Linked DNA regions of Mus musculus: all the other regions are linked to region 3. Evidence: chromatin loops called from intact Hi-C (ENCODE). Cell type or tissue: left cerebral cortex. All regions are shown on one strand. Region 1 overlaps LOC108167736 (a long non-coding RNA gene). Region 2 overlaps Rgsl1 (regulator of G-protein signaling like 1). Region 3 has its middle 20 kb from the start of Zfp648. Region 4 overlaps Rgs16 (regulator of G-protein signaling 16). Region 5 holds the start of LOC108167736 (a long non-coding RNA gene). Region 6 overlaps Gm38440 (a long non-coding RNA gene). Region 7 overlaps Gm46165 (a long non-coding RNA gene).

Region 1 (4,000 bases), 150 kb before region 3:
AAGAGTTGGTTATCAGTAACTCCTGCTCCTTTTGAATGCTCTAAAGTAGATCAGATGCATCAGTAGAAGCCACGGAGGTTAATATGACTGTTGGAGCGAAAGTTTGAATCAGGATTCTGTGGTTGGATTTTTCATGTGGCTAATAAATCAATTCATTCCTTTAAGTATGTAGGGGAAAGACCATTTGGAGGAATCCTGGAAACAAGTGCAAAGATAGAAGTGCATATGGGAAAATAGACCTGCTACTCTTGAGTGGTTCACCTCATGTGGATGGCAGTGACCTCTGGGAGTCCGTTCATTTACCCATCCATTCAGTCCACTCACATTATGGAGCCCTGTGATATGCCAAGGAATCAAATAAAGAAGCTCGCTGCTTCTGTGAACTTTCAGCCTGGCGGAGGAGGCAGACCAGCAGGACACGGATGCTTATGTAATGGTACTATAAGGTCAAGGAAGGAGAAGCACAAGGTGCTATGAAAACAAATAGCGAGAGTGGTCAGGGGTTAGAAAAATTTCCATGAAGGAAAGCTGAACCCCCTGAGGGATTAGCCAAATGCAAGGGGTGGGAGCCTAGGGACACCCAAGCAGGAAGCAGCAGCATGAGTGAAGGGAGGAACAGTCAAGGAAATCTCAACGAAATGAAGTAAGCTCCGCGTAAGAGTGAGCAAAGGTAAATGCAGAGGAAAGAAAACAAAATCAAACCAATGACAGGGTAAAAATCCTGCTACTGAAAGCTACTCGTTGAGGCCAAGAGTATGCAGGGCTCTCTACTTCCCATAATGGCTTTGGCTCCAGACACACTGAAAGTCATGGGCTTTTTAAGGAAGCCAGGAGCCAGAGTCTTCTACCCACATCCACAGGCTGATAGCCTGGTGCAGAAGGATGCTGTCTATCTGTCTATCTATCTATCTATCTATCTATCTATCTATCTATCTATCTATCGTGAAACAAGGACCTGCGTAGCAGAGGCTGTTCTTAAACTCATGCCTTCCCATCTGAGCCTTCCAAGTCCTGAGAGTACAGGTGTATTCCACCAGGTTCAGTCAGTGAGTTCTTCCTAATATTAATGCAATTGTCCAATGGGGGAGCACCAATGCTGGAAGAAGAGATAAAACCAGAATGGCTGAGTACTTGTGATGGAACAGGCAATGTCAAGACATGTTATCTTTCCTATCTTATTTAATATTCCAGTGCACCTGTATTGCATTATATTCTCGAGAACTGAGCGTCTGGGAAGGAGAGTAATCTGCACCCCCTCCCCCAAAGGAAGGTGGAGACAAGCCTAGGGTGACTTCTGTACCAGGGGGATTCAGCACTGTGGTTTACCTTGTCGGCGGGATACACAGCTCATCAGATTCGGACTCTTACTTTCTAGAGAAGACAGTGGCTCACAGGGGCTCAGGGCCTCTTATGAATGAGGAGCTCGCATGGAAGGTAGGACTGGTTCAACGTTGCTATTCTACGAATACCTCTACATGTTGCTGTTTAAAAATAAATAAATAAAACCCAGTAATACCCACTTAGTTTGTAAATTATGCGAGTGCCCAAAGGTTACATGAGTTCATCCACATTCCTCATGTTCCTTGAGTTCCACCCCCTACTCCTTTTTAGATGAAAAACTCAGAGGTGAAATAGACAGTGAGAAGGTGGCTATGGTGATACACGCATGCCTTTAGTCCTAGCACTGGGGAGGCAGAGGTAGGTGGACCTCTGAGATCTAGGCTAGCCTGGTTTACAGGGCTAGGTCTAAAACAGCCAGGGCTACATAGAGAAACTCTGTTTTGAAAAACAAATAAAGAAAGAAAAAAGAAGAGAAAGGAAAAAGAAAGAAATATGTAGCGAGAATGTTCTATTATAACACAATAAAACAAACTCTCTAAATGACACATTTTCTAAGGAAGCAATCACACTTTAATGTGTTTTTAAATTTGGAGTTCTGTATTTTGAGGGCTCTCAAGGGAGTGCACACTTGTATGTAGCAGTTTACTTACTCCTTTTAATATGTCCTTCTACATTCTTATAATCAAGCACAAAGTGCAGTTATTTAATTCTCTAGTAAAATGTCATCTGCAGGGTAATATCCATATTTCGAACTAATGGAAAAATACTGTGCAATGGGGAGATGAAGATAGTACCCGTGGCTCCGTCAAAGGGTGACTCTGACATTTGCTGTTACCCATTGCTTCAAATTAGGTCTGACTGTAAGTATGTGACTTCCATCTTCTGGCCTCAGATTTAGCATCTGGGAGAGTTGTCCTGTGGGGCCACCTATAGCTTTGAAGTTCAGAGAGACAGTAGACCTTGGAGGCATATTCCTAAGCAACCCACCCCTTCTTTACTAGGCTCCAGCTGTCATCTCACCTGCTGGCTCCCTTAATTTTAGTCTCTAGCCCTTCCCTACTGGAACTTGAAATACTAAAGGGAACGGTTAAGAAGTTTAATTCCTGGACCGGAGCGCCCCCTAGGCACACCGAGCTAAACTGTGACGCGCTTCATCTGACTCAGGATTCTGGGAAGTTGATGTCCAGGGTCAGCATCGGATCCTTGAACTTCCCGGTTTGTATTGTGAGGCAAGCACCCTGGGACTTTCCTGACTTGGGCAGGGAGGGTGCAGGGAAGGAGACGGGGAAGAAGGAAGTGGCAAACACTGTCCAAGCAGGCACCGAAAAGGCTATGCAGGGGTTGCTCCTTCAACAGACACGTGGGGCTAGAGTGGGGGCGGGAGTGGTAGATATACCAGAGACTCAGGAGATGCAATTCAGCAGGCAATATTCAGCAGCCGCGGTGAGTGCACAGGGACAGAAGAACCATCACTTAATAAAAAGCACTGTTAGAGCCGGCCAGTGTGGCACTCACCTTTAAACCCAGCATTTGAGAGGCAGAGACCGGAGAATCTCTGAGTTCGAGGCCACCCTGGTCTACAACCGGAAGTTCACAGAGAAACTCTGTCTTGAAAAAAAACAAAACAAAACAACAGCAAAAACCTGTTAGAACAGAACAACCCATTTCAAGTCAACTATTTATGTTCCTGTTACTGCTCTCTTGTTACAGTGAATCTTATATGTTCATTTTAAACAAGGATTCTTCAAGTTTATAACTTTTTTGCTGCATTTTGATTTTCTTTCCTCTTTTTTTTTTAAATACTTATCTCCTATATACATAGCTAACATAACCAAAGCTTTGTGTCAAGTAGTATGTTACATTTCGTCTCTGTATGTGTACATTGTGGTGATCTAGTGTATAAGACCTGTGTGCAGTGTTTATCTGTGTGTCTCTGTGGGATATGTATATGACGCATCCAACATATATGCATTATATGTTTCTATCTATGTTTGATATTTTTGAATGTTTATATGATTGTGTGTGTCGTATCTATGCTCTATATTTGTGTATCTGTTTCTGTGTGGAGTGAGTGTATATGTAGTGTGTTTATTTGGGGTGAATATATTTCTGTTTCTACAAGTATTAACATGGTCTGTGTATGTGTGTCCAAGTATGTGTGTGAATTTGTGTATGAACAAATGTGTGTGTGTGTGTGTGTGTCTGTGTCTGTGTGTGTGTGTGTCTGTGTCTGTGTGTACTATGTTCATGTTTGCTGACTCTAGCATCTCAGGTCCAAATTCAGACCTTAGTTACTGTTCTGGAAAGTGAGACTTCCCAGGCACAGCATCTGAGACTGGCTAGCATCTAAGAGTTGGACAAGGCACTTTGCATGGTAGACGTTTGAGAACCTGCACAGTCACTGTGTGTGCTGGGGGCAGTGACATGCCGCAGCTTCTGCCGAGGCCAGCGTCCGTGCTTATCAGCAGTCAGCACCCTCAAGAGCCATTATCACAGGCCACAGAGCGCTTGACTTCACATGCTATGTGTTTCTTTCTCCTCTAAGATACATTTTCATTCTCACCTAAAGACAAAAGGTCTCTTGGGTGGATCCATGGGTCCTTTTTCCTTGTTAGGCCAGTCGACATCAACAACGTCAGCCTTTTTGTCGGGGCAGGAA
Region 2 (4,000 bases), 370 kb before region 3:
TTTGCTGAGGACAGAAGATAGGACCAAACTAGCTTCATAAAATGAATGTGCACAAAAAAAATGTTGGAGCAATGTATGGATATCGCTTGATGGCATTGGTTTGATTGGTATCTGGGTCAGCTGGAATAATCTGGAATCAGTGGCTTCACCCCTTATAAGACTCTGTTAAGGATTTCTGTAAAGTGCCCCATTCCTTCTTCATATTGTGCTTTCTGTGCTGTTCAATAAGAAAGCAGAACCCTCTGCCATGGACATACACAGGAACACACAAACACAGGGACAGGTTCACAAGACAGCATTCAGGCAGGCGCAGATTCAGACTCATACCATGGACAGAAGATGATGGAAGACTGTCAGAAGCCATTTAGGAGAGGCTAAGACTAGTGGGTGACTTTCCTGAAATGTCCATCATTTTGCATAGATGGTGGTGGATAAGCTCTGGAGGCAAGGCCCTAAGACACAAATCTCAGGAATGATTCTTGCTATTGATATGTCCTCCCTGTCATTATTAAATTAATATAGCAATCCCTGGGTGTTAGCCCACCCTACCGGGCAGATTTTCTGCAGATCAAAGAAGATGCACTATCTTGTAGTGATGCTATATAGAGAAATAGATGATTTCTTAATTCCTAATGATTCTATAAGAATTCCTAAATTTATACTAATAACTATTGAGCCCTTTATAATAGGGTTGCAATTAAAGTCCTCTATGATATGAAAACTGCTATTAGAACTCTGCCAGTCTTCACATATCACAAGTTAATTGCACTAGATGGAAAGCAGGCAAAAAGATTTACAATTTAGGAATGAATACATTCCTTTAGGCCATAAAACCATTAACTAAAGATTGTAAAAGGAATGAATGATATATTGTAGTTGCAAGGACAAAAGATAAAATATTGACTGGGTTTATCTATACAAAAGTTCGATGTTAATGTATACATAAGAACTATAGTTTAGACTGTCAATGAACCTGTGGAGCTAGCTGTGGGACTTAGCTCCTGGCAGGAGACACAGGACAAGTAGAAATTCAAATCTGGGCTCCCTCTTGTTTAAGGCACATCAAGGGGAAGTGCTTTGTAACTTCTTATAATTGCATTAATGTGATATCAATGCAATATTTGTGAATCTGAGTTTATTATTAATGCATTCGAATTGGACCTACAAACTCGCATGCTGAGCTGGGGCATTTCTGTACATCCCAGGACATGGCAGGCAGATGCTGGAAGCTTGAGAGTTTAAGGCCAGTCTGGGCTACATAGACGGGTTTCAGGCCAGTCTGCAGTGTGTGGCAAGACCCTGTTTCAAAACAAACAAATAAATGAACAAGAGAGACTTGTTACTTTTGAACTTTTTCTTTTTTCTTTTTTTTTGTATTTCTACACTTGCCTTGGATAAACAAAACCAAACCAAGCAAACAAACAAGTAAAAAAACCACTAAATAAATGAGCCCCTTTCTGCCTACATAAACTCTGCCTGTTCCCCTGTGACAGACAAGAAGCTCGGCTCTACAGCTTTAGAAGGGCATTGTGCTCTCACCTCCTTTTTCTAGAGCCATGAGCTAAACTTTACTTGCAATCTCCAGCTAAAATGTATTTCCACAGTCTTTACCACCACCTTAGACAGGAAAACAAGACAACATTTAGGAACGGTTGTCAGACACAGTGTTCCCCAGTGCAACTCTTCTTCTGGGGATGGAGAACACCACCTGTTTGCTTATAGCTAGTCCCAGGCTAGTCATTTTAATGGTCAAATAATTGGAATTTGCATTCAATGGAATAAGTTATAGCTAACTTCAATGCGTTGTACTTCCTTTGTTTAGAAAATGCAGCTACTTATTCCTACCTTACTGGAGTTTAGGTTAGATTCCCAACAATAAAGGAGATTAATGAGCGTGTGTATGGAATGTATCTCACTTGTGATTTCCTTTCATCAGTGTGCTGACTTTGGGCTTAAAATTGTTCTCTGCATTCATCCTCGGTGTCTCAATATTGCCCCCATGTGGCCATTTCCCTCTCAGTTCTCTCTAGCGGTTTTGATGGAGTCAGGCTACTTCCCAAACTTCTCCTCCCAAGAAACTAAAGGGAGAATCAAGAGAAAGAGAGGCACACCGGCAGGGACCTTTCCGTGGAGATAAGTCTTGGTTATATTTTCCAAAGATGTCTTATAAGTCTTTTCATTGGTCTCCATCATGATCTTCTGTACGGCTATCAGGAACTGCAACGGGCTTTCAGACTTCCGGTCTTTGAGGAACTCTTTGAAGTACTCGAGGTGTGCATTATTTAGGAGGACTTCTGTTAAGTTCCTGGAAAACAGAGCGTTGTATTGTTGCTAGAGGGGAAAGGATAGAGACCTTGGAGACTGTTCCGAGTAGGGAATGAAACCGAACGTGGGTTACAGTGTAGTTTCTGGACCTGTGAGACCCGCCTATCTCTGCCTCCCTAGTGCTGGGATTAAAGGCAGCACACCTGGCTGCCCCTTGAATGGAGTTAAAGCTAATGTTTCGCCCACGATCCCCTTTCCTTTTCTCTCACAGTCTTTCTTGGGTAGGCTGTGCTCCCTCCGGGGTTTCATCTTCCTTGGCAGGCTGCAACTGTATCTCTAGTTACTCCCCTTTCCAATTTTAACTGCTCATGTAACCTCTTATGTCACAGTCACAGCTATTATTCAAAGCTGCGTGCATGTAACCTTCTTCTGACTAATTTACCCATCTCCTTTACAGATGCCTTTATGTAGGTTTTTGATAGACATCCTTTATCGGAATGTCATAGCTTTTTTTCTATTCTCATTTTGAAAGTTGGTTTTTTTTTTCTTAAATCATGATGTTTAAAATCATGGTTTAGATATCTCAAATGAGATAATCATGTGGGATTTCTACCTCATTTATTTAATATGGAATATGTGGTGGTTGATCTTGGTCTCCGAGTTAATTGGAATTGAAATTAACTAAAAGGTATGCCACTTTTCTTGATCAGATTATTTGAAATGGAAAGGCCCATCCTAAATATAAGTTGTTCTTTTCAGTATCAGCCCAAGTAAAAGGGAAATGAAAGAAAAAAACTAGTATTTGTCAACTTGCCTTCACTCTCACTGGCAAGTTCATCTATGCAGTTCCTGCTGCACTTCATTGATGTTAGAATTAGCTTCTTCAGGTTTTCAACTGAGGACCCATGAGTGACTCTCCAGGAATCCTGAGGGCTTCAACACCAAACTGCAACTCCTGAGACACATAGCCTCATGAACTACTAGATTCCCAACCTCTCCAGTGTGCGATGGCCACTGATGGACTACACCAGTTATATTGTATGAGGCAATCTCAAAAAAATCTCCTTTTAATATGTACTCATTCTATCAACTCTGTTATTCTAGGGAAGCCCAACGAATACAGGATATTATTTCAACTTTTGGATGTTAACTGAATCTTGTGTTCCCTAGATAAATGCCAGCTGCTGATGCTACATGATATTGTTGTTGTTGTTATTACTGGATCTAGTTTCCTATTTGTGAGAGACTTGTGTGTCTAGATTCAAAGGGAAGTAGTAGTCTGTGGTTTTCATGATGCCTCTGCTTTGGGAATCAGGATGATATTGGCCTCATAGGATAAGTAAGAGTTTCTTCTATTTCCTCAAAGAGCAATTATAATGTTGGTACTATTTTTCCTTTAAATATCTCCCAGAATTCTCCAGTGATACTACCCATGATATGGTGTATGAAAAAATTAAGTTATTAAAGATATACCTTTTTTTTTGTTTGAGACTGGGTCTAAATGTGTAGCTCTGGCTGTACTGGGAATTACCTTATGAACTCTCAGAGATCTTCCCGCCTCTGCCTCTAAATGCTGGGATTAAAGATGTGCACCATTTTGCCTGCAAATTACTACTTTTTGATGTTGCTTGAAGGACACCAAGTTTTTAGTCACTATGTTTTTCTGTTTTTGTTGTTGTTTCTATAGATTTAGCAACCCTTTCAGGTTGTCTTCAAATCAGCTTTTAGAAATCTG
Region 3 (4,000 bases):
CAAGAGAAGGCCTCAAGGATGCACCCCACGCTGATGGCCAGCCTGGGCTCTGAACAATGGCTGTCCCAGCCGCCCAGATCATGCTGCGCTGGAAGGAAGGAGCCTGCTGCCACATGGATATGACTTCTCTGTCCTTCTGAGTTTAGCAATATGGCCTGATAAAGGCCACAGGGAGACACTGAAGGAGGAAGAAAAGCAGAGCAGGGAGAGACACATTTTCATGGTCAGGGCTTCATCCGATGGTTGAGAAAGAGCACATTTGCCTTGGAGAAAGCAAAGCACGCTCTGCCCTTGAGCGATTATTCTCCCCAGATGATGACAGGATGAGACTAGACATCTAAAGGGCAAATTCTGGACAAGTCACAGGCTTGCAACAACACACCCTGTCCACATCGCCTACACCTACTCTGGGGCTATGGCTGGGCTCGCTGTCTGGGGAATTCCTAGTTGAACTTTCCTTGTCTTTTGCAAACTCAGAAAAACGTGTCAGACTATAGTACTCAGGGTGCCGAAGAGGAAGGGAGCAAGGTTCACCCTCCCCATTGCCTCTGTTTTCATCCAATATTACTTGCTGTCTTCTCCAGACACCTTGGCTGTCACTGAATAAAGACCCTAAACTTTTGAAGGAAAAGGAGCCTACAGTCTGCCAATAATGCAAGAGAAGAGGGAAGGATGTCCACTGAAGTGCGGCATCCTGGGCTCTGGTACCAGGGATGCTACCACTCACTCCTTCCCTCACTAAACTTAGGGTACCATTTTGTTGTGTGGCTGTCAGGCATCATGCCTATAGCAACTTTATTTCAGGCACACTGGGTTGGAGGCTCTATGTCCTTTTTTGGTGTGAAATGGACCTGGGACAGAAACCTAGATCCTACTGCCCTTGTGTGCTCTATCCAGGGGGTTCCACACACTCCAGGAAGTCTTGGGGGTTAACCAGGGGCATCGATAAGGTTATGGATACTGACTGGCCTACCCTACTGATAGACCACTTTTATCCCACTATAGAATTCCAAGACCAATATTACTTCAGAAAGGATCATGCACTGGTGACCCTCCACTTCGTCTTCATGCAATCTATTCTTCAAGGCTCAGTTGAAGCCTCTGCCATGAGGAAGGCTTCCCTGCTAATTCGACACTATCTTCTCCCTCCATTAACACCTTCACAGTAGTTAGCACCTATCTTATTACTTACTGTGTCCCTTCCCATCCCCTGTCATGTTCTCACAAACCACCAGAGGCAGAGGCAGAGGCAGAGGCAGAGGCAGAGGCAGAGGCAGAGGCAGAGGCAGAGGCAGAGGCAGAGGCAGAGGCAGAGGCAGAGGCAGAGGCAGAGGCAGAGGCAGAGGCAGAGGCAGAGGCAGAGGCAGAGGCAGAGGCAGAGGCAGAGGCAGAGGCAGAGGAGAGGCAGAGGCAGAGAGGCAGAGGCAGAGGCAGAGGCAGAGGCAGGGGTTTAACACAGCATCTTTGTCTCTCAGAGTTGCTTCTAGTGCAGCTGAGACGATGTTTGTAATGTAGAGAAGTTGTTTTACACACAGATTCAAAGCAAAGGCTCAGGAACTGGAGGACAGAACATGCCACTGACGCGGGAGGGAAGCCAATGTTCTGAAGAACTTAAGATCTGTATGGTGGGGGGTAAGGTTCTCAGGAGGGAAAATACTTTCAGGCAGGGCAAACAAACATGTGGAGGCAGGAGATGCAGGTGTGGGGAACCACTAAGAATGGGCCCCTCCCAGAGGGCCCAATCCGGCCAGTTCTTCTAAGTAAATGTTGTGGCATCTGTGTCTCTTTCCTCTGGGCTTTATGTGTGGCCGTGTGTGGTACTGACTGGATGAGGATCAAGTGTTTTAATGACCAGAGGCAGTCGCTCTAGACCATGGTTTTCCATGCCTGGAAGTCTGGTCAGCTTGTACCCGAGTCAACCCTGAGATGTTTAACATGGACCTTGGTTTCACAGGGGACTCTTGAAAGTATTGCTTGCCAGACAGTTGGCAGATAAACAGGAACTATCACAGCCTGGGTTTCTTCTTTATACTTGATGGACACACTTAGTACTAATAGACACACTCAACTCAGAGGTTGCAAAGCAAGGATTTTGGGTGCTAGTTTCCCAGGGAAGTTTGGCTGCCTCTCTCAGGAGCATCTGGGGATTCCCAACAGGTCCCAAGACACTGGTTCATACTCTTCTGTCTTTCCTCTTTTTTCTCCAATTAAAGACCTTTAGGCTTGGAATAAGAAAGAACTGGAAGCATAGATGGCTATGGGTGCCTACTGTGTGCAGGGTAGCCGACATCCCAGATTTGTCTGTGTCTCAAGTCACACTCTCAGCTTGGCCTTTAAACCACAGTCATCTTTGGTTGCAGGTTTCCCAGAATACAAAATTGGCTGCCTTTGCTTCTGTCCTGGTGTAGGGAGTCCTTCATCCATGGGTGAATGCTGCCATCTGCTGGTTACTCATAGATGGTCCCTGGCTCTCCCTATGCCTGTCAGAGGGGCCTGAAGCCGGGTGGGTTGGAATGAAGTGGCTGGAAACAATCTTGCCTCCCTGCCCCTACCCCTTTCCTTGCTACATTTTTTTTTTTAAATTGTGTTTTGAGAGCTACATTGTCTCACAGTCCTGTGTTTCTCTTGGTGCCTTTCATTCAAGCATGCCTTCCCCACAGCCACCAGGCAACAAGCAGATCTTGTTCACCCATCACTTGTCTCTGTTTGGTTCAAGTTACCAAGCATTTATGGAGCACTCAATAGGAGCTAAGCATGGGCACAGAGAGAATGGTGAGAATCAGGACTTGCCCAGACAGGGTTCAGAAGTCAGAGACATGAATGAATAAGAGCAAGTTCTACCTGAAGTGTCACCTGAAGGATAAACTGGAGGAAGATGCGTGTACAACAGGAAAGAAAATTCCAGGTTAAAAAAATGCATGCAAAATTGGATATGACTTTTTTAATATGAAAAATAATTGCTTTGCTTTTGATCTTCTTTGTTGCTCTCAAAGGACAGACTATAAACATTTCCTTTTAGCTTCTGGGGAAGTTTAAGGCTCAAGTAGGAGCAGAAGGAGCTTGTCAGGTGCTGAGCCTTAGGACTCTCCACATCTAGTGCAAAAGGACAAGAAGGATGCTTGCATCTATGGGAACTGCATCATGGCTGGAGGAAGCTGGAGGCAGAAGATGTGTCTTCCAGAGAGTCCTCCGGGCCAGCACAAGAAGAGGAGTCTAGATTGCTACCCACAATGGGCCCTGCATACCCCAAGAGAAGTGTTAGAACTCCAGAGGGAAATAGATTACCTCACAATGAATGTCAAGCCTTGCTTGATTTTTGGGTCACAAAGATGGCAGAGGAGTGCTGGAGCCAACAGACCCACAACTTGCAAATCAAGAGAGCCCAGATGTGACCCTGGCTCATGGTCTTAGGAAGGACTCAAGAACCTTGGCATATCTCTAGAGCCCGAGAAACACAGGTTTAAATCAAGATATCACAAGAACTCAGTGTTCTTGCAAACCCAGGACTTGCGTCAGATTTGTGCACATCATGAGCAGGACCTCTGTTGTGAGGAAAGTCACAAGAGTAACACAGTCCTGAGCACATCATCTGCCTGGCCTTGGCTTAGTCTCTGGTGACAGGAGGAAGAATGTATACAATCTCTCAGTCTATAGGGACACATTTAATGTGTGATGGGAGAGCTGAGGGATGGACTCCTGAGTCTGTTGAAGGGTCTAGAGAAGTCTTCACAACTTTGGAAGACAGAAAGAAGCAGAGAAGTAGCGGAGGTCACAGTGCTTAGGTGATGCAGAGTGTTTGCAAAGCGCTGGTGTGTCTGGATTATGGCACAGACATGGCCTGGGTTGGATCAGGGCTTAAAGGGAGAAAGGGCACTGCCAAGGCAGGAGATCGATGGGATGGGGTCAGAGTTCTATTCTCTGTCGGAGATTGAACACAGTGAAAGAAAGATGATCAACCACACCTAGACTTCTAGAGTTTCATCTTTGCTAGATGCTCTCT
Region 4 (4,000 bases), 430 kb before region 3:
CACTTCTGAGTCTTACCGAACAAACTTTCCAAGTTGGGACTTCCAGCACCAGCCACCGAGACGGAGACCTAGGTTGTTTCCCTCTGCACTTGAGGTTTCTCCGGGAGAGAACTCTTTTAAGTATAATATTGTGTTCTGTTGTGTTGTGCCGATTGTCTCGCTGCTATTGTTATTTATTGTGGTTTGTTTGCCTGTACTGAAGAGCCTCAGCTGGAGCTGCTGCCTGATCACGCCTCCTCCCTACCAGACTCTACCTCTGCAAGCCTTGGGAATCACTGAGGGCTGGGGGGGGGGGGGAACGGGACACGGGACTCCCCACTGTGTTAATATTTATTTATTGTTAACAAAGGGAGCTGGGTTCCTTTATCAGCAGTGTATGTGATCACTGTTTTTCTGTTTGAGCATGTTATATTCTTGTAAAAAAACCTGAAAATAAAACTCAAAAATAATATCCCAATATTTCCCAGGACAGTATGGATGATATGAGGGTCCAGGGGAGTATGGAGGGCCTGTGGTATCACAGCTCTGGTGATTCTGTGGGATGGGGATACAGGACGGGGTGGGTGGCTGAAGGCACGAAAGGGTTGAGCTGGGTTTGAAAGGCTTTTGCAGGGTAGTCCACAAGGAGCCGGGCTTCTCCTCTGCCTGGTGCCTTCTGGGTCACATCAGTCCTGAAATCCTGCTCTTTGAGATTTCACTGCCTGAAAAGAGCCTGGCCCAGGCACATAGTAGTGAATGCCTGCAAGCCCTAGCTTTTAGGAGTTTGAGAATGGCCTTAGATTACATACTGAGATCTTGATTCAAAAGAAAAAAAAATTTAGCCAGGCGGTGGTGGCACACACCTTTAATCCCAGCACTCGGGAGGCAGAGGCAGGTGGATTTCTGAGTTTGAGGCCAGCCTGGTCTACAGAGTGAGTTCCAGGACAGCCAGGGATACACAGAGAAACCCTGTCTCAAAAAACCAACCAACCAACCAAACAAACAAAAACAACAACAAAAAAAGAAATTATGTGGTGTTATAGATATCTGCTTATACACAGATCTGACATGCTGTTGGGTTTCAGTTCTCCCCCAAGTCCTCTGTGTGATCAGAGTTCAAGTACTTGGTTGTAGAGACCCCTTAGAATTGCACCCTACACCTAGATCCAGGGTTCTCAGGTGATAGCAGGAGGGGTTCAGACACTGAGGGCTTAAGCAAAAATATGGGAACAAACAGGCAGGCTCTAACCTCATACCATCCAGACAACAGCTCGACCGGATCCTAAACGGGGGAGAGCATGTGTGGTGCAGCTGGTGCAGCTGGTGCAGCTGGTGCCGGAGGCCATCTGAGCTGTTACACTGTGGGGCGTTTGTCTATGTGAGATGGGTAGAGAGGCCCATGACCGGGGACGGGAGGGAGACAGGAGTGCCCAGGTACAATGAAACACTGTGGTGTGTGTGTCTGCTCCACACGCACACATCCCACGCTAAGCATGTGAAAGGCGGAAGACAATTTTCTGGAGTTGTTCTCGGCTTCTACCTTTTGGGTTTTGGGGGTTGATTTCAGGTGGTCAGCCTTGGCAGCAAGCACCTTTACCTGCTGAGCCATCTTGCTAGCCACAAGGCCCCGAATCCCTATTTTCCACGGCTGGAGATGTTTGCACACATAAAAACATGGCGATTCCTTAATGCGACAAAAGGTCATCACCTCCTTTTGCCAGACTAAAGACTCCTGCGTTATGCATGTTCTTGTCCCCAGTTTTCTGTATATTTTTATCTGCTGTTTGGAGCATTCCAGAACCCTGGATGATAACATGTAAGATGTGGGCATCAGTTAAGCCAGTATGTCACGGAGAACGCAACAGCCAAAGAAACCTAGGCCGGGGCAGTGCTTTCGAGGGCCGAGGAAGGCCAGACGATCCCTTGCGCTCTGCTGCCCTCCTGTGGCTATAACTATGTATTGTCTTAGGTTTGTCTGACTTCTATAGACTATTTATCTATGTTTAATTATGTGTGCAGGTGTGTGGCTTTGTGCCCATGAACGCAGGCGCCTGAAGCTGGGATGAAAGGTGGACATGAGTCGCTCAATGTGGGTTCTGGGAACCGAACTCGGGTCCTCTAGAATAGATGTATTCTTAACAGCGGAACCGCCCTCTCCAGCCTGAATTTCTTTCAGTTTCAAAAGCTTTGCTTTTCCCCGTGGAATTCTATGTCATGGCTAGAATTTGTTGTTTATTAATTCATTTTTGGTGAACATTCAAAATTATGAAATTGGAATTATTAACACAATTCCTAACACAGTCAGTGTCTATAGGAGTTATGGCAAGATTTCCTTAGTTCTTTTAGGGCTAAAATTTATCTTCCAATCTGGAAGGTCTTAGTTAAAGAGACTGTTCAGGGATCCAGGGTCTATGAGGTGTAAATTCAAGGCAGATAGAATGCTTGAAATTGGTCCAGGAGAAGAAAGAGAAGGCCGAAGTTAGGTATCCGATCCTAAGTTAAGTAGTTGATGCTAAGGGTGAGAGATGCAAGGGGCTTAGGTGCTATATTACAGGGTAGAGTTACCTTCAGGGGACAAAGGCAGGCAGGCAAAGCTTGCAGCCTTTCCCCTCACATCTTGGCAGTACCTGGAAGATGCTGCACACTCAAGGGGAGGGGCTTCACCCTTCAGTTACGCCTGCAGGAAATACTCTCAGAGACCCACCCAGAGCCTTTCTCTTTGCTAATATCCTATGCAATCAGGTGACCGCTGAGACTAACTGGCACAGTCACAGATTCAGGCACTGACTTAGACTTTGAGTAAAGCAAGAATCTGTGGATCTTTAAAAAAATTTTTTTTTCTTTTTACATCAAGCACCCATTTAAGGGAGAATTTTCATTTTAGCCATTCACAGGACAGCTCACAGAAAGCATGGAGCAATATTTAGAGCCACACGACTGACTTTAATCTGGTGTCTGCAGGTTGCTAATCAGTATGTTTCTCAATTTCTCAGGCTCTCACTTTGTATTATAAAATGTGACTATAAATAGTATTGGCTTCAGAGAGGTTTTGTGATGACAGAAAATGTGTGAAAAGTGTGTGTTAGACGGCTTGGTGACATGCTCAAAAACAGCAAACACTTGTCTGCGGCAGATACTGCTCTAAATACTCGGCATATGTTAATTCCTGTAATTCCTGTAAGAATCCTATAACATTAAAGACATAGAAGCCAGAGCGTTTATGTGAATCACTCCAATAAATGTAAAGAGATACCAGTCAGCTGGAGCTGCATAGCAGCCAGCCCAGACCACTCACACATTGCAGATAGGAGAAGGTCAACCTTCTACTGGTACAACGTTACAGCACTGGCTTCTACCCAAGTTCCCAGAAGGGTTTGGTAAGCTAAGTGCGAGTCTGGATGTGAGCCGGAAGTCTGATGTTCTTTTTGGTCAAAGGAAGGATCGAGGATACCACAGTGGGAAGTGGTTCAGGAGGAAGAGGGAAAATGCCCTTACATTTGCGTTGGCCGTTTGTTTCCTCTCCGTGTATCCAGTCCAGGTTTCCCACTCACTCCTGTGCCTGCTGTCTACCCTTGGTAAATTATTCCTTCAAAGTTTAAATCCCACCCAGAAGAGATCTTTGGTTCAAGATGGTCCAAGGGAAGTCATGGTTCCTGTCTTAGACTCTCCTGTCATACAGATCTGTCCTCCTCCATGCAGATCTGTCCCAGCATTTGTCCCTCCCCAAAGCAGACAGCTGGTACCAGGTGCCCCTCCCCCCATGCTCACGTGATGTGACAGCTAAAGAATTACTGTGTTTTCTTCACAAGGGGGACTTATACTTCCTGCCCTGGCCTTGATCCAGAGTTGAGTTTTCTGGTGGAATCTGATGGATGCCTTCCTCTGTTAATTACTGGGTCTCTCATCCTTTATGTGTTTATAGTTTAGGATTTTATTATAGGCACATTTTGTATTATAAGTGGCCTCAAATCATTTTTAGAATTGGGCTTTGGAAATCATAAAAAATAAATAAAAAGTAACA
Region 5 (4,000 bases), 62 kb before region 3:
TGTGTGTGTGCTGGTTCAATCAGACTGTGTTTGCACAACAGTCGTAGGCTAGTCAACTGTACTGTCTTTCTTCAAGCTAACCAACCCTAAGCGAGAGGACAAAGAGCCTTCAGAGACTTAAAAAGCCCAGTCTTCTAGAAGAGACTGGGTTTTCAGGTTCCCGAGACCCCTTTCCAAAAATCGAGGGGTCTTTTTCTCTGTGCGTCTGCTCTGTGTGTGTGTCTCCTCACCCCGCAACCCCCCCACACCCCCATATATGCCTTTCTTCAACTACTGATCCTACATGCTGTGTTTGAGATTTATCTGTGGCTACCTGTCCAGCTGGAAAATTTCCCCACCTTTTAATTCTCTAACGAGAAGAGAAGATGAATCCCATCTAGACCCCTGGAGACAACACTGTGTCAATGTGGTTGCTGGGAAGGAAATCTCGGACTTTGTACCTTTGCAAGAGCAGCGAGTGCTCTTAATTCCGAGCCTCCTCTCCAGTCCGAGCGTTCCAATTTTTCAAACCCGCAGTTTGAAAGAAAACGAGGAAGAGGCGCCAGAGTGCAGATTGAAACCCGTGGCTGGTGGTGTTTACTGCTTGAAGGGACCAGAAGTTCATGGCAGCCTGGCTGGCCTGAGAAAAACCTGTTCTGCTTAGGGAAAAACCCAGCGGCAGCAAAACAAGAATTCTGGCCAGAACTCTGAGGTGTGTACCACCCCCATCCCGCCTTCCTCCTCAAGGTGGGCTTGCCCCGAATTGGCAATGCAGCACCCTGTCTGTCTCCCAACAGCGATTTTTTTTTTTGAAGTGCAAGCTCCCCGAGAGTCAGCTCTGCCGTGCAGACTTTTCTAGACACCAGCGCAAGCTGGGCCACGTGCAAGAGAGAGAAGGAGGGCAAAAGGAAGACAGCTCAGCCGGCTGGCCTTGGCCCTTGAAGAAAACAAGCCGCGGCAGGGGAAGAAACATAGTGTTCCCTACAATCTGATCAACTGTGCAAACCTCTGGCTTGCATACCGGGGGACGCCAAGGCCCAGAGGCGAAGCTGATTAGACCAGGCAGGAAAGAGGAATTGGAGATTGTTCCGGGGCAGATGAGAAACAGGTTATGAGGAAGGGAGTATTGCGTGTGTGCGTGTGTGTGTGTGTGTGTGTGTGTGTGTGTGTGTGTGTGTGTGTGTGTGTGTGTGCTCGCGTGCCCGTACATATGCTCAGTTTGAGCCTGTGTGGGGGTGAGGAGGATGCTGCCCCCAGGAGGAGACAAATGCATAACACTGTTTGTGCACTGAGATCCCAGCTCCTAGGGTGGCCTCTGGCAACTGCTGAGGCCTCACAGCGAGAAATCTGGAACAACAAAGGCTGAAGGACAGAAAGGTCTCTGGCCAGAGGGGCTGCTGGCTTTCCAAGGCCAAGAACTTTACTTCAGAGGGACAGGGGACAACCAACTAAGGGGCTGTGAGGTGAACAGAGTTTGGAAAGAAGGAAGCCAAGGAGGCCGCGGATGTGCTGTGTGCAAGGCGCAGTGTGAGGCTCATACACACGGGGGTCACACTACGAAATTGCACTCAATCATAAAATGGGAAGCAAACAGCTCTTTTCCTTCCCCCAGGTCAGTGACACCTTGCGTTGCATAATACCACACCAGCCCCATTTGTTTATAAAGTTAACTAGAAGCCAGCCGGGGAATTTAGTCATTGTGAGACAGTATAGAACATGCATTTTAGTTTAGAACTCAGAGGATGATGTTCAGGAATGTGAAGACTGTAGTAGTCCTCAAGTCTTTGCCACTACCCCTGGAATGTCCTGCTGGGCACCTGTCATACCAGCGGACACCTTTTTCCGCTGCCTCTACTCTATCGCCACCTGCTGGCTCTGACTGCATAACAACATAGCTTGCTCCACTCAACTTGCCTGTTTGCCTCTCCACATTTCTTCAGTCTATTTTTTTTAAAGGCAAGACTTTAATTTATTCATGAACAAAACCCAACAAAAGCTAAATACTTCTAAATTTATAATATATCCCCCATTTGAAAGGCCACACTTGCTGCAGTTGTTTGAGCCCATTATTTGAAATATACAGGAACACTATATTTAAAAAAAAAAACTCACAATCTAAAAATGATGATTAAATAACAAGAAAATATTTTAAATAAGTCAATATTATTGAACATATGTTTATAGAAGAGAGTCAGTTTTATATGTAGATACCCACCTAGGATTTTTGAATTTTATTTTATTTGTATAGCGACAGGGTCTCGCAGCTTTTCCCTGGCTGGGCTGGCACAAGTCGCGCTGCTTCTTCGTCTTGCCAAGCACCCTCAGCATTGTTTTCAGACAGATCTGGCTCTCTGTTTCTTGTATAGCCTCTTCTCCGTTGAATCTTTCCCCTACAATTTTCTTTCTTGTTTAAATTATGAAATTCCATTGATCTTTGTTGTTGCTTCCTGTGGGTTTTTGTTTGCTTGTTTATTTATGTGTGCAGGCATGCACGTGCAACAGTGTGTTCGGGGGTAAAATGCCAAGTCTCTGGGGTTGGCTTTCTTCTTTCCCCCGGTGGGGTCCGGGACTTGAGCTCTGTCTCTGGGCTTGCCTGTAAGGCCTTTACCCGCGGCGGAGCTGTCTCAAGAGTCCTTTCTACCGCTTTAGAGGATCTACCTTCCTTCCTCCACATATTTAGAACATGTTGCAGAAAGTTTGGTTTGGTCCTGTGTGAGAGACACAATGTGGACTACTCAGTCTGTGCTTCCCGACAACACCCAGTCAGTGCCTGTATCCAAGGGCTGAGTCTGGGCGCACCAGTGCAGTCCAATTGTGCAGCAAGGGCCTTTCATGCCCGAGAGCCCTCACTGAGGACGTTAGATGAGTTTTCTGCTTTTGACAAGGATAGTGTGACTCAAAGTCCAGTTCTCATCCACAGAACCTGACCAATCACAGTGGGAGAGTCAGCCTGGGGCCAGTTGGTGTTGATGGTGAGCTTGAGAGAGAAGAGTTTTCTCAAAGTGGCAAGGGTGAGTGTTCATTGCAAGACAGAAGGTGAGAGCCAGAGTGTAAGGGTCACGCCAAGTAGATAAAGAGGTCGGATAAGGAGTAGAGAGAGACACCACAGCTCATTGCTTAAAGGTTTTCAATCTCTTCCTACTGTTTCCAGGTAGATTTGTTAACTTCGTTCCCATTGACCCATGCATTTGAATATGTAGACCCCTGTTGGTGGCACTGTTTTGGGCATTTGTGGAAATGTTCGGGACATGGGGCCTAGCTGGACGACAGAGCCCTTCAAAGGCAGATTGTACCTGGTCCAGTATCACTGAGATGTTAGCTTTGAGACAAGCTTTCCAAGGCCAAAGAGCCGTTCACTGCTATACCTTCCTGACCAGGGTAGACTGTGTCCTTCAAGCCATGAGCCAACCGAGATCCTTGCTCTTCTCCTTCTCTCAGATATTCTGTCATAGCAATAAAGAACTAACACAGAATTGACTTCAGAACCCAGACTTGGGAAGTACACAATGGAGGCAGACTCAGCAAGCGTCAGTCATGGTTTGGATTCTAAGCACAAAACATGGCACTTGAGACAGAGATCTCGTAAGATATTCACTGACACGAAAGGCAGCTATAAACTCAGTATACTCAAGGTGGATTTTCTTCTTCCTAGGATAATTAAATAAGGTGTCAGTTTGGATGAGGAAACCACCAGGTCCATATTATGTGAGCAAGCACCCAGTGTCCTATTTTGTACAATCATCTGGAGGGCCAGGTTAGTTTTCAGATGTACAGTCTGTCTGTTTAACTCAAAACCTGGCTAGGAATGAAAAGTCACTGAAGCATGGAGGGGGTGGGGAGAATTGGCAAGCTAACCACAGAAGTGCTTGAATTCTGGCCTTGGGGAAGAACGTTTCTCATCCAAGCAGCCCAGGAACAGAGCCTTCCTTGGCCAGCCTCCACCTCCTGGCAAAAGACCAATTCCCATGATGAAATAAGACACAAAGCATGCTGTCTGACTTTAAGACTTCAGCTCAGTATG
Region 6 (4,000 bases), 290 kb before region 3:
GTTGTCTTATTCTGATGAAGTAGATTGATTCTTTTTTATTGTTTTGTTTTTGAGACAGGATCTCATGACATTGTCCTGGCTGTCCTGGAACTCAATATATATGTAGACCAGGCTGGCCTCAAACTCGGAGATCTGCCTTCCTCCACTTCCTGGGTTCTGGGATTAAAGGTGGATATGATGCAGGTTGAACTTATATTCTTTGGGGCTGGTGTTAGAGCTCTGCTGACAGAATGCTTGCCTAGCATGTTCATATCCCTGGGGGATTCAATTCCCAGCACCACAAAAAGCATATGTACAACCCCAGCCTCTAGACAGAGCCAGGAGAATCAAAAGGTCAAGATCATACTTGGTTGCCTATTGAATCTGAGACCAGCTGGGGTAAATCCTATTTCAGAAATAATAAGTAAAGTTTACCTTTCCTCTTTTTTTTTTTTTTTACCGTCCCCTCCCTGATCTTTAATGACAGGCTTCATTTCAAATTATACATAGTCATTTAAAAGGTAATTTAATAATCACATAAATTTACATTATCCAGGATTTTTAGAATGTCCATGCTTGGTATGTCTACCCTAGCAAAAGCTTTCTTCACCCCCTTACATGTGGAACTTATTACACACTACCCTTGGGTTTTGCAACTTTTCCTCTTTGAATCTCAAGCCATTCTATAATCTCTATTTTGTCTTTCAGCTGACACACAGACTGCAACCTTCTGCTACCGAGGCAGTGAGCACTCACAAGGCAGAGAGAGCTCACATGGATCTTCTTGTTCTGTTGTCACTGGGCCACTTGCAGGAACACTGCTTTCTTTTTCCCTAACCATCTGACACATCTGACTTTGTCCTGGTTTTGAAATAATTTTCCTTGGGGAGTTCTCTCTCACCAACATGTAGGTTTCAGAAGAAGAAGGGCTTTGCTGTATCTAAGTTACACAACTCCTTGTGTGTGTTCCAACTGTGTGGCAGCTCCTGATTCCACTCATCTGGTTCCACTGCCCACCCCACCCATCCTTCCTTCTCGTTGTGTTACACAACAGGTAAGATGCTCTGCCAACCTCTGGGTGACCATCCTAAAGCCTGAGGTCACCTTCTCTCTCGTTTTTCCTTGTCCTTGGGGAGAGTAAAGGCACAAAATCTGTTCCTACGTTGTTTAGTCTTTTGATATTAGTGGTGGTGCTTTGGTTGTGTTGCTTAGTACTGAGGGTGAGACCCAAGCCCGCCAGCAATTGCCCACAGAACCACATCCCGCCCCAGCTAGTATCACTGCTGTGATATGTACTTCTCTAAGGAAACTGCTGTTATGGGTCCACTTGCTGGAGAAAAGAGATAGGTCAGCTATTTAAGCCTCATGTCAGCCTCAAGTCTGACAGTGTCACCCAGGCTACCGAGTGAGTAATGTAACATAACATAACAATAGGAGTATCAGTCCCTCCCTAACTGCGATGGAGAAGGAAGTTATCCCCAAGATTAAACAAGGACTCAGGGGAAGAAGAGCAGAGGGAGAACGGGTGAGGCCAGCCAGAAATCCTGGTAGAGGAAGTGGCACAGTGTAAATACCCTAGACTCCCCTAAAGGACAAGCTTATGTGAGACTTTCTGCCCAACTCCCCTTCTCCTAAGAATAAAGTCTGGCGTACTCTCAACTCTTGGCTTGCCTTACGTTTCTGGGCTCAGACCCAAGTGAGGGCTGAGGATAAGGCTTGTTTATGATCAAACCTTTGAATCCATTTCCCCTTTATTCTTTGTCCCTAGACTTGTCTCAGTTGATTTTGCAGAGTCCTTTTTTTGTCCACCTTCCTTGCACACTGATGTGGGGTGAGAAGCAAGCAGAGTAGGCTGCCCATTTCTGGGCTTCTGAAGACTAATTTTATGACAAACTTCCAGTAATCAGGCAGTGATATGAATATAATATCTCTCAAACAGCCAGTGTAGGCGAAACACTTGGGTGCTATCAAATTATCATATGTAATATGTAACAGAGGCAAGAAAATCTTCAGACTCAAGCCTTCTGGGGCGATGTTTGAAATTCTCACAAGCCACCACTAGAGGGCACAATAGCACCATCAGTCAGTCCAAGCACCTCGGTCCCCAACCCCAGCATATATTAGTCTTTCAAAAACCAGTTTAAAAGAAGAAATGGGGGAGGAGAGAGAAAGCCCAGAAGCAGGCTAAATGTTGCCCAAGAATCCAAAATACATACCATAGGGCTGTGTGCTTCCAGTTAAAAATTGACAAATATGAGATAAACAGGGATCCAAACCAGCTAACGGGGTCAGGGGTGAGGGATAAAAGGCTCTGCGCAGGCCCAGCTGTGGACTCCTTTGAGAAAAGTAACCAACTGAAGAACTGTTTCAATTCAGTTTTTACACCACAGGCCAACTTTCCTAAACTTTCAAGTGGGCTTCAGTAAAGTTTAAACCATCTAGCAGCTATATAATGAACAAAAACAGAGCTGTATGTACTCTGGGAAATAAAGCAAAGTGTCTGGACCAGAAAGATGGTTCCGTGGGTTAAGGCATCAGCCACTGTGCAAACCTGACAGGTCTAGTCCTGGAATTCATGGTGGGAGGAGAGAACTGACTCCTGAAAGTTGTCCCCCGACTTCCACACAGGTGGTGTGGTGGTGGTGGTGGTGGCGGCACACGCCTTTAATCCCAGCACTCAGGAGGCAGAGGCAGGCAAAGGTCTGAGTTTGAGACCAGCCTGGTCTACAGAGCAAGTTCTAGGTCAGCCAGGGCTACATGGAGAAATCCCATTTCTGGAAATAAAAAAATAAAAAATAAATAAAACACAATAAAGGGTGGGCTGGGGATATAGCTCAGCAATAGATTGCTTGTCTAGCCTGTCCCAGAAACAAGTAGGAAAGACAGACATGGGGGTTGAACTCTAGAATTGTGATTGTGGCTTCCATAGTCTCAGTAGGACCCCTGCTTTCCCACGCTGTGACAGATGAACTTGGTTCTTCCCAAACCCTTCATGTGACTTCCTAGCAGAGGCAAGCTTTGAGATAGAGTCCAAACAGACCCAAACCTTCCACTAATATGCAGGTTGAGAAATGGGGTGCTCTCTCTCTCTGTGTCTTCACTGAACATTGGTCAAACTCAAATGAGGTGAAAGACAGTTGACATCCCAACTTTGAATTTCTTCTCTTAAACTGAAGAGTATCAAGTGATTAAGCTATGTAAAGAAAACTCCCTCTCGTGACCAGTCTTAGGTTATCGAATTCAAGGACAAGCTGGTCTTGCCTTCTTTCATTGTGCGGAGTGAAGTTTGAGAGGCGGACTTAATACAACTTTGCCCTGTAAATACACTTTACAGGGTCCAGGAATGCTACCGACTTCCAGTGATCTTTCTCCTTTTTGGGGGGTGGGTGGGTGCTTGTTTTAACATTTGTTATGCTCCATTCTTTTGGTCAGATCTAATTTGGGTTTATAAAGAACCAAACAAGTTACCTTCTGGGTTGGGTTTTTGGGTGACTGCAACTTGAGTCCACACTGTGTCTCTTCAGCTTAAAGTTTTCACAGACTGCCTGCTGACATCAGCCACACAGGCAGCCAACTCCACTCCCAGCAGCTACAGTCTACGATTTGGGTTCAGTGGAACCATATCCTAAACTTTGCATCACGGGTACAAGGTAATCACACAGCTGTCCTCTTATGACACTAGGTTAGGAGCTTTAGAGCTTCAGAGAAAGAATGTATAAGAACACAGGAAAGCCTACTCGAGCCATCAGTTTAGCCAGCCGAGCACCACTGATGGAACGTGCTTCGTTCTGGGCTATCTCTGCAAGTTTAGTCCAAGCTCTTTCCTGGCAATATTGCTCTCCCAATCCACCCACCCTGGGGACAGAGGAACTCAATTCAGTGAGAAACTCAACTTCAAAGCACTTGCCATCAGACCCCCATTAGCCTTGGTACTGTGTGGGCCTGGACTGAAAGTTCATGGGTTCAATCGCTTGCCGCCTTTACGGGGGGTGGGGGGGGGCAGAAAATGGAGGCGGTGGCA
Region 7 (4,000 bases), 100 kb before region 3:
ATGATGCAGGAGGGGGAGAGAGAAGAAGAGGGGGAAGAGAGGGAGAGAAGGAGAACAAACCCAAAGCCAGCAGCTAGGAGAGATGCTGGAGCACACAAGAACCCTTAGCTGGTTTCCATGCTAGTACAGATTTTACCACAACAGCTTATTACAGTGCAATGAGATGCACATCCTACACAAAGAGAATGTGCAAGAAAGCTGGGCACTTATCGTTGCCTGCCTGCTACAATTTGAAGTATATAGAGAGAGGAGATTTCAAGGAGGAAGAAATAGTTTCCATTGAGTTTTGAGATAATCAAAACTTGATATAGGATATCGGTGGGGTGGTCTCAGAAATTCACAAGGCACGAGAGAGTTTGGGAACTCCGGAGAATAATAGATGGTCCCATGATCCAGAGCCCACTCTGGGCTAGTTAGTAGTTAGTTAGGTGTTCCTCGTAGCTGATTTTATCTAGTTCTGCTCAGAGTGGAAGCTGTTACAATGATGGTTAAGGAAAGTGTGTCCATAAGGTGAGTGTACAAGTGTTCTGATTTTCCAGGTGAGCCAACTTCTTGGTGCATTCAAGCAAAGTCATTCAGATAGGTAGCCCCCTGCTCCAGATACCGTTTCACTGTTTCAAAAGCAGACACAAAGACATCCCTGCTTATTCTTAACCAGGTGCTGGCTACTTTCATGTCTACTTGACACAAACTATAGTCATCTGAGATGAGGGACTCTCAACTGAGAAAATTAATAAGGTTGGGCTGTAGGCAAGCCCAATCTTATGAGCATTTTCTTAGTGATTGACAGGCGAGGTGCCATCCCTAGGCTGATGATCCTAGGTTCTATAAGAAAACAGGATGAGCAAGCCACGAGGAACAAACCAGTAAATAATACTTATCTATGGCCTCTGCTTCAGCTCCTATCTTCAGGTTCCTGCCCTGTTTGAGTTCCTGCCCTGACTTCCTTAAATGATGAACAGTGATTTGGAAATGTAAGCCAAATAAACCCTTTCCTCCCAAGTTGTCTTTGGTCATGGTGTTTTATCATAGCAACAGTAACTCTAGCTAGGACACAGTGTATCAAAGGGATGTAACTAAGATGCTTTCCAGTTGAGTTCTAGCAATGTTGTCCTTTATGCCAGGCCAGATTTCTAGTGATAAACCTAAAACTGGCTCCCTAGAGGACTACTCTAAAGCTGTGCTTCAAACAGAATGTAATGAAGAAGTAGCAAGAAATTTGGCAAGCATTTGAAAACCAAAGTGGGTAGTTTGAGCTTGCTTCTGTGGGCAGAGTCTAAGAGACTCTGTTCCCAATGGGCTCCATACAGTAGACTGATCCACACAGATAAAGATTTGACTGTTCTGCATTACTTTTAAGGCGGACACCAGTCTTCCCAAATGAGTAATATGTGCTCTAGGAGCAGCAGAAACCCCACCTAACATTGTGTTTCTCTACCCATGTTCCAGCATATAGAAAGTTATCAAAAACATGTCAGTTAGTAGCTTTGAACGGTCGACCAAAGGAGAGATGCAGGCCTTTAGAAAGAGACTTTGTAAAAACCTTACAAAAATCAGACCTCTAAGGAGCAGACAGATTGGCGTTTTCATTTTTAATACAGAGCCTGACATTGCTTATAGCAAATGGCTATTTCTCTTGATTTTCCCTTTTCTTCCACTAGAAGGCAGCATCATTCCTGTTGCGCTCAAGGACAGGGGTTCTTTAAATAAATGCATAGTACACACCTAAGTATACATCCCTATAATGTGAACAGGAATCTTAACCTCTGACTTTAATTGAATAGGACTACGTTACCTGATGTCACTTGGCTTAAGGCTCAAGGCAGGAGGTTCTGGAACACAGAACTCTAACCTCTTGTTAACCCCCAAGGAATTGCTCCATGAGCCCATGAAAACAGTCAAGGCATCTTCAAGGAAGATGGATTTCCCAAGCAGCAAAGAGGCGTTCAACGATTATAAAACTCTACAGTAGAGAAAGAGTGTGCAGAGGGTGGTGTGGTGTGTTTTCCGTTGAGTTTTATGTAACCTTGGGTCCCCAGGGAGTTTCTGCAAACAGTGCAGGGTGTGCTGGCTCTCTTGTTGCAGCTTGTTTTTGCACTTCAGGCTCCTTTCAGCACCGTGATTCTTGTGCTTATGTTCATAGCTTAAAGACTCAGGATGACAGAAAAGAATGTCCCAAAGGAGTTGTCAAAGCACGCCCTAGGTATGCTTTATTTTTATGAAAAATTTTAAAGATTTATTTATTTATTATATGTAAGTACACTGTAGCTGTCTTCAAATACTCCAGAAGAGGGAGTCAGATCTCATTATGGATGGTTGTGAGCCACCATGTGGTTGCTGGGATTTGAACTCCGGACCTTCGGAAGAGCAGTCAGGTGCTCTTACCCACTGAGGCATCTCTCTAGCCCGGTGTGCTTTTTTTTTAAGGCCCAGATTTTCTACATCTGCTGGGTTAATCTGATCTTTGCCAATTTGCATGTTGTACATTGTCCGGGCATCTGAGGTTGTCCTGGGAAGTATTTGTCCATTCAACAGAACTTCCAAGAGCTTGTTACATCAGAGAAGTTCAGGTTATGGGTGAGTCATAAGAGGAACAGCCTAAACCAAGGATATGGGCAGCCTCACTCAGAGACACAGCTTGGATTCCTATTTTCTTTGATAGGTGACTAGTGTCATGTTGAAGATTAGACAAGACTCCGTGTGTGTTGGGGACAAAGAGGCGCCGAGATGGAGCAATGATTTAGGAGGAAATCTATCTCCTTCCTCCTTCGCTCGCTTTATTGCAGTATCTGTCGTATGTGAGACATCTGTACCTGAACCCACAGTCTCCAAGGGAGGTCTGTATTCTAGAATGGGTCATTTTCTAGCATACGGCGTGGCACTGCTGCTCAGTGGCACTTCAGGACAACGAGGTGAGCTGCATGACCTGTTCCCTGGGCATAAACAAAGTTTTATTTACATTATGCTGTGTCTACAAAACTACTCTATATAAGCGATTTATTTTAGATCTTAGATCTCTTAATTCAGATCACCTTGTGATTTGAGTCTGTAATGTCCACTGTAGACTCTAGTGTTTCAACATTTGGTGCTGTGATTAGGATCCACAGAAGGCTATAGGGATCTTTGACAACTGTGGCCTCACCATCAGAGGTAAGTATATTCTAGGGGTGTGGGGGTGACACAGGTGTATCTACTTCTGGTTCCAACTGAACTCTTTGCTTCTTGGTGAGCCCCTTTCTGTCAGTTGGACTGAGTCACTCCTACACCTTTCTACTACAATGGCTGTTCCTTCGGAGACACTCCTCTCTTGAGCTGTTCCTGTTAGGCATTTTGTCACAGGCACAAGGACAATAACTAATGCATACTTCACTTCACAAAAAAAAAATGCATGTAATGGTCTGAACCTTTGGAAGAATTGTGTCAATAGACTTGTGCCACACAATGTCGCCACAAACCTTAAGTTTGTAAATAACACAACTTCTATGAAGCAAAACAGAGCAAGGTAAAATAAAATTTGGTGTGGTTCTATCTACTGAAGATGGATTCAACGCCAACAAGGGCTGGTATTGTGGTGGAATGTGCTTTAACAATCCAGTCTCAAAAGAAGTGAAAAATAGTTTGACTGTTCTGGGGACAAGTATCTGCCCTCTGATTGGATTAGATTTCAGACAAAGCCTGGGTGTTTATTTTTTAATTTTTTATTGGTTCTTTGTGAATTTCACATCCTGCACATAATCCCATTTATTTCCCTCTCCCCTAATACCCACCTTTCACCCTTGTAAGCTCTCCATCCCAACAGAAAAAAACAATTTCATTGTGGAATCTATGGTCAGCTGAGGGTCAGCACTACTATGCTGCCCAGGTCAGGCACAGAATGCTCTCCTGAGTGCCGCAGCAGGTGAGGGCAGGGACAGCTCTCCTGCTCTGATGACCTTGGGGCCAGCTCTCTTGCCTGTCATTTGTGGCAAGGGCAAAGGGGAGGAGAGGGGTTCTCTTCCTC

The links. Peaks named below come from ENCODE experiments on the same cell type or tissue, not always from the same donor. Only the 100,000 strongest peaks of a DNase experiment are listed, where the experiment ranks them.
Region 1: it touches region 3 in a loop (5-fold over the local background); 13 of 42 quality-filtered maps call a loop at or near these places.
Region 2: a loop joins it to region 3, with 4 times the contacts of the local background. A loop is called at or near these places in 5 of 42 quality-filtered maps.
Region 4: it touches region 3 in a loop (10-fold over the local background); 13 of 42 quality-filtered maps call a loop at or near these places.
Region 5: a loop joins it to region 3, with 6 times the contacts of the local background. A loop is called at or near these places in 13 of 42 quality-filtered maps.
Region 6: a loop joins it to region 3, with 8 times the contacts of the local background. A loop is called at or near these places in 41 of 42 quality-filtered maps.
Region 7: it touches region 3 in a loop (2.7-fold over the local background); 11 of 42 quality-filtered maps call a loop at or near these places.

The regions. Positions count from the first base shown.
Region 1 is chr1:154,030,264-154,034,263 of GRCm38, forward strand. All of the region lies in intron 3 of LOC108167736 (a long non-coding RNA gene), which reads right to left. Among named protein-coding and RNA genes, the nearest start is that of Gm46165, 31 kb to the right of the region's middle. In left cerebral cortex, a CTCF peak has its summit at 2,466; a DNase peak (open chromatin) is centred at 2,468; H3K27ac peaks cover 1,135 bases.
Region 2 is chr1:153,805,570-153,809,569 of GRCm38, forward strand. It overlaps Rgsl1 (regulator of G-protein signaling like 1), which reads right to left. Exons shown (of 22, transcript NM_001368270.1): 12 at 2,112-2,305. The region is part of intron 1 of Gm41974 (a long non-coding RNA gene); the gene reads left to right. Among named protein-coding and RNA genes, the nearest start is that of Gm41974, 22 kb to the left of the region's middle. In left cerebral cortex, a CTCF peak has its summit at 2,002 (motif pointing left); a DNase peak (open chromatin) is centred at 1,998.
Region 3 is chr1:154,178,719-154,182,718 of GRCm38, forward strand. No RefSeq gene overlaps it. Among named protein-coding and RNA genes, the nearest start is that of Zfp648, 20 kb to the right of the region's middle. In left cerebral cortex, a CTCF peak has its summit at 2,454 (motif pointing left); a DNase peak (open chromatin) is centred at 2,426; H3K27ac peaks cover 810 bases.
Region 4 is chr1:153,745,010-153,749,009 of GRCm38, forward strand. It overlaps Rgs16 (regulator of G-protein signaling 16), which reads left to right. Exons shown (of 5, transcript NM_011267.3): 5 at 1-459. Among named protein-coding and RNA genes, the nearest start is that of Rnasel, 2.4 kb to the right of the region's middle. In left cerebral cortex, a CTCF peak has its summit at 1,927 (motif pointing left); DNase peaks (open chromatin) are centred at 1,917 and 3,745.
Region 5 is chr1:154,117,000-154,120,999 of GRCm38, forward strand. LOC108167736 (a long non-coding RNA gene) reads right to left here and starts at 854. Exons shown (of 4, transcript NR_168298.1): 1 at 441-854. In left cerebral cortex, CTCF peaks have their summits at 1,238 (motif pointing left) and 1,844 (motif pointing left); DNase peaks (open chromatin) are centred at 640, 851, 1,265, 1,826 and 1 more place; H3K4me3 peaks cover 875 bases; H3K27ac peaks cover 3,633 bases.
Region 6 is chr1:153,893,074-153,897,073 of GRCm38, forward strand. Gm38440 (a long non-coding RNA gene) reads right to left here. Exons shown (of 2, transcript XR_387481.3): 2 at 651-4,000. Among named protein-coding and RNA genes, the nearest start is that of Teddm1a, 3.4 kb to the left of the region's middle. In left cerebral cortex, a CTCF peak has its summit at 2,041 (motif pointing right); DNase peaks (open chromatin) are centred at 1,752 and 2,033; H3K27ac peaks cover 401 bases.
Region 7 is chr1:154,075,220-154,079,219 of GRCm38, forward strand. All of the region lies in intron 1 of Gm46165 (a long non-coding RNA gene), which reads left to right. The region is part of intron 2 of LOC108167736 (a long non-coding RNA gene); the gene reads right to left. Among named protein-coding and RNA genes, the nearest start is that of Gm46165, 14 kb to the left of the region's middle. In left cerebral cortex, a CTCF peak has its summit at 1,655 (motif pointing right); a DNase peak (open chromatin) is centred at 1,658.